Regions from separate parts of the Homo sapiens genome. Here region 1 is linked to region 2. The links are chromatin loops, found by intact Hi-C in ENCODE. Cell type or tissue: gastrocnemius medialis. All regions are shown on one strand.

Region 1 (2,500 bases), 440 kb after region 2:
AACCCATTTAGTTCAGGGGTTCTTAATTTGGAGTCTGTGTTCTGCTGAAGAATCTATGGATAGCATTCACAGATCCAAGGACTTGGGTGGGAAAAGAAAATTACATTTTTATTTTTGGTAACTTCTAATTAAAATTTAGTATTTTCCTCAATGATGAATGTCAGCAATAAATGACAGTAGTATTAGCATAATCTGTGACTTTGTCACCCCAAGAAATCACAGCTATTTTCATACCAAATTACAGTTGTACCAGGTATCTCAAAATACCATTTACACTCCTCAGTACTTCAAAATTATGATGGTTATCAAGACTCGCAGCTAGCTCTTGCTATTTAAGGTGTAAAGAAGCAGAATTCATTGCTATCTCATTTTTATTATTTGTAGCTGTATTTTCATTGATTTGTTATGCCTATCTTTTTATCTATTATTTAAAACATCATTTCTGCGAAGCAGTCCATAAGTTTCACCTAGGCGCCGGATGTCCATGGCATGCCCACACACACAGGTACCCTTGATTTAGTAAAATAATTAATGATCTAAGAAAATTATTATAAATAACATTACTTATCCCAAGCGTATTTGTGTTTATGTTATTGTACAAATACGCCTAGAAAATAAAAGAATGTGCTCTCAAACTAAGTTGTTAACAATAGCTATTTTTTTACTTTTTTCTATTTTATGCTTGTCTGCATTCCATAAAATTTCCACAATGACAATATGTAACTTTTGTTAGCAGAATATTATTAAGGGAAATTACAATAAATTGGGGTAGGAGACAAACCTGGCAACTTCCTCTCAACCCCTTTATTTCCTGACTACCTCATCCTTTCCTCTATCCCCTTCCCATTCCAGAGCCCCACCACTACCAGAATGACAAGAGACAATTGGGATGCTCCCATTCTTCTTGAGGCTGTTTCTAGTCTCCTGGGGAGAGAGCTCAGCTCAGACAACATACACATCCCCATGCAATGGATGGCTAGCTTTTCGCCAGGGGAAGGGTGAAGGGTGGCTCCTGATTGTTTGCTCATTTCCATGGTGTAAATGCTCCCAGCATAGCCAATTTCAAGCTACAGATATGATGTCATTGAATGCAGAGTTGGGAAGAGATGCATATTTCATAGTGTTTCCATGCACATACAATGCATGTAAACTCAAAAGTATACCTTATAGTAAAATGTAGAAAAATAATTAGGTAATTTGGGAATGAAGAGTTTCAAGTATTTATTACCTTTGTTTTGATATAACTTACTGAATCTTAAATTTATACAATTGAAATTTTAATCATAGCTACGTTTAACAACCAGCTTACAAAATTGCTGAAAATTTGACACTCAGCATTCGCCAGCTGTTACTAGCCAGTTCCAGCACACCACGGGGCAGACCCAGACACAAGGAGCCCCACTTTGGGCCCCACACGTTGTGGCCTGGGAAGGGAAAGGTGTCCTCCTATGGCTCCAGGACTTCTACCCCATTTTCCATGCCTGCGTTGCTCCCATTCTAGATGGCAAATCCCATCCAGAGACACCACACCGCCCCCTAGTGGTTGGAGTACTTCTCTACCCGTGCGTCCCTCTTTTCCTGGATGGGGCACTCACCCTGCCCCCTCATCCTCACAAGGCTCTTTCTTTTGTACCTTGTCCATTTGGTCACGCTCCTATTCTATCCCCTTACCAAAAATAAATCAATAAATTTTTAAAAAGCACTTGCCCTCGATTCCTCTTTAGAGAGCTCCTCAGGACCTGAGGTTTATCCCACTTTCCCAGGTTTCTCTCCCCTCCTCCCAAGCCCTGGCAGCCTCCCAGGAGAGGAGTAGGGGCTGGGAAGTGAAGTCAGGTGAGGCAGAGTTGGCCAGGAGGACCGGCATGGGAGCAGAGCACTGCACAGGGCTTCGGGAAGGCAAGGAGACCAACTGTGAAGGGACTCAGCAGGAAGCAAGAGGGGGAAACTGAATTACCTCATAGGCTGTGTCCGGAGGGCTGTCTTCAGGTCTTCCACGACTTGGTTCCTCATCTCCGTCTCCTCCTCATCAAACGCGTACAGACTCTGCATCTGAGGGCCAGCAGGTAGAAAGGGGCTGCCTGTCTCCCAACCCTCTGCACTACAGCTCAGGTGTGACCCAGGGGCCATGCTTGCCTCAGAAAGGGTGAGGCCTCAGGGAATGGTTTACTGAGACCGAGTGTCGGCCCCTGGGAAGACCTAGGTTCTGGGCTGGGACTTCACTTTCCTCATCTGTGAAATGGAGAGAAGTACTGGCCCGGTTTATTTCCCAAGTTTGTGTGATGCCCAAATGGATTTTAAAATGTTTAAATGGTTGGGGGACTCTGAGATTGCCCAGAGGAGGGGTGGATTACCTTAAAATTTCATGAATAACTGGAAAGCTGCTGAACTCCAGTGAGTGGGCAGTGGGGCGCTGAGGAGCAGTAAAAGGCAGTTTGGTGTGTGGGGGGTGGGGGCTGGGGGAATCACTCCCTGCCGTAGCCTTTCCAGGTGGGGGCAGGGC
Region 2 (2,500 bases):
AGGACGCAGATGCAAGGAATGACACCATGGGATGCAGATGCTAAAGGCGAGGACCAAGGGCAGGGTCTTGACCACCAAGGGCAAGACCACCACAGGCCGGTGGGGGCCAAACCAGCAGATTTGAGACCTGGAGTCTGATATAGTTTGGATGTGTGTCCCCTCCAAATCTCATGTTGAAAAGTGATGGGACCTAGTGGGAGGTGTTTGGGTCATAGGGGAGGATCCATTATGAATGGCTTGGTGTCATCCTTGCAGTAATGAATGAGTTCCCACTTTATTAGTTCACTCCAAGAGCTGGTTGTCAAAAGGAGGCTGGCACCTCCTCCCCTCTGTCTTGCTCCCTCTCTCTCCATGTGACACACCTGCTCCTCCTTTGCCTTCTGCCATGAGTAAAAGCTTCCTGAGACCTCACCAGAAGCTGAGCAGATGCCTGTGCCATTCTTGTACAGCCTGCAGAACCATGAGCTAAATAAATCTCCTTTATTTATAAATTACCAAGCTTCAGGTGTTCCTTTAGTAATGCAAAACAGACTAACACAGGGTCCTTACATCTCCCAGACGAGCATGGGGATTGTTCCCAGTATTACAGGCAAACTCAGTCTGCGGGAGAGGGATCTGTGGCCTTGCCAGGAGCTGGGAGGACTGCTGGGCACAGGGAGAGATTGAGGAGTCATTTACCAACCCCTTCACTTCACAAATATTTATTGAACACTTGCTAACTGTGAGGTAATCCTAGCTACACAGGATACATCAGTGAAAAAAAACACAGCTCCTGCTTTCCTGGAGCTTACACGAACAACAAATAAGCAAACTAATAATATTTTAGATGATAAGTGCTACAAAAAATAAGGCAGGGTTAAGGAGAGTGGTGGTGCTATTTTACACAGGGTGGTCAGGGAAAAGCCCTTTTGAGGAGGTGATGTGAGCAGAAAGTGGCAAGAGGTAAGTGATTACACTCATGACCCATCATCATTATCATCACATCATCACCATTATCATCACATCATCACCATCACCATCATCATCAAACCTCCTCCATCATCCCTTGGAGTAAGTGCCTCTCAGGACAGGCTTTCCCAGGGTGTAGTTCCAACAATGACCACGAGGTGGAGGAGTGACTCTAACCCCGTCCAGGGGCTGGGCGTTGGTTGACTATCTCAAGCCCCCAGCCCTAGATCCTGTCAAGGTTGAGAGTCGTCTCAGGCCATCTGCAGCCATAGGAATCCCATGTAGTTGGGTTGCCAGCTTGACTGTGTGCGGGGGCTTTGGCTCTTTGCCACCAGTGAGGTGCGAGGAAGGGGAGGGAGAGCCACAAGGAACATCTGGAGAAGCCGAGCCAGGGAAGGGCACACAGCCCCCTGCACAGGGTCCAGGGGTCCTGGGGCTGCGGTGGGCGTGGCCACCAAGAGAGCGGCTCCAGGCCAGGCTTGTTCTGTCGGTGACTGAAGGGTCTTTAAGGCATTCTTCTGCCTTCAGCTACGGGAAGCAGGTGAGGAAGCAGAATTGGAGAAGGAGTGAGGGGGTTGAATAGCCAGGCTGGAGTGAGGAACAGCCTATCTTCGTGTGTTTTACGCCTTGCTGGCACTCCTATAAATTTGTCTTAATGTTGGGAGAGGGCAGCTGTGAGCCTGCTGCCTGCCCCCTCTGGAGAGAAGGGGACCCTCTCGGGCTGCCGCCCCTGTTATCCCCTGGAAGCTGGCTACAGGACCAGCGTCCAGGAGATAACAGCCCAGACCCCCTGTTTGGGGTCTTTTCTGAAAAGGGCCAAGCCTGGCTTGCTCTGCTTCGCAGCCTCATCTTGAAGATTGATTATCTTCCCTGGCTCCTTCCAGCAAGGCGGAATGGTGGGGTTTCTAATTTCGCTGGCGTTTTGCTCCTTGATATCATGTGAACAGATGCTGTAAGGTTTTCTCTGAAGACTCTTAGGTAGGGAGGGAGGGAGAGCCTCCTGGTGAGGTTCTTTGACTCTGTCCGGGAGGAGGAAATCCATTTCTCATTGCTCTGTGATTTCACACTAATCTGCGAATGCATGCACTGATGACTTAGGGTGTGGTTCTACCCCTGCCCCGACTTTCCTCTTCTGCAAATGGGGTGAATAATGCTTACCTTGTGGAGTCATCTGCATGACTCAGTAGCTTAGCACTTGTAACACAGCACCTGGGACCAAATCAGGGCTCTATAAATCGTAACTACTTTCATGTGTAGGAAGTGCAGGTCCTTCTTCATACGTCTATAATATTGTGTATTCCACAGAACAATCCCATTTGGTGCCTTTCTTTTTTCTTATTTTATTAATTTTTTTCACGTAAAATATCTGAAAACAATCTTCATCACAACAGAGCCAAGCACTGTATCAATACTGGAAGGAAAATAGGAATGTCTCACCCCCTCATAAACACACAGACACACACACACACACACACCCTAGAGTTAACTACTGGTATAAGTTTGGTATTTATCTTTCCAGACTTTTGTTTCACCAATACAGTTCTTGGGGCTG

The links. A loop is a pair of places that touch in the nucleus more often than their neighbours do. Peaks named below come from ENCODE experiments on the same cell type or tissue, not always from the same donor. Only the 100,000 strongest peaks of a DNase experiment are listed, where the experiment ranks them.
Region 1: a loop joins it to region 2, with 8 times the contacts of the local background. A loop is called at or near these places in 18 of 110 quality-filtered maps.

Annotation. Positions count from the first base shown.
Region 1 is chr6:39,864,529-39,867,028 of GRCh38, reverse strand. DAAM2 (dishevelled associated activator of morphogenesis 2) reads right to left here. Exons shown (of 25, transcript NM_001201427.2): 5 at 1,955-2,049. Among named protein-coding and RNA genes, the nearest start is that of DAAM2-AS1, 32 kb to the left of the region's middle. RefSeq lists an enhancer at 2,033-2,500. In gastrocnemius medialis, a CTCF peak has its summit at 1,534 (motif pointing left); a DNase peak (open chromatin) is centred at 1,517; H3K27ac peaks cover 270 bases.
Region 2 is chr6:40,307,486-40,309,985 of GRCh38, reverse strand. No RefSeq gene overlaps it. Among named protein-coding and RNA genes, the nearest start is that of LINC00951, 47 kb to the left of the region's middle. RefSeq lists enhancers at 828-1,394, 1,395-1,962. In gastrocnemius medialis, a CTCF peak has its summit at 1,107 (motif pointing right); a DNase peak (open chromatin) is centred at 1,200.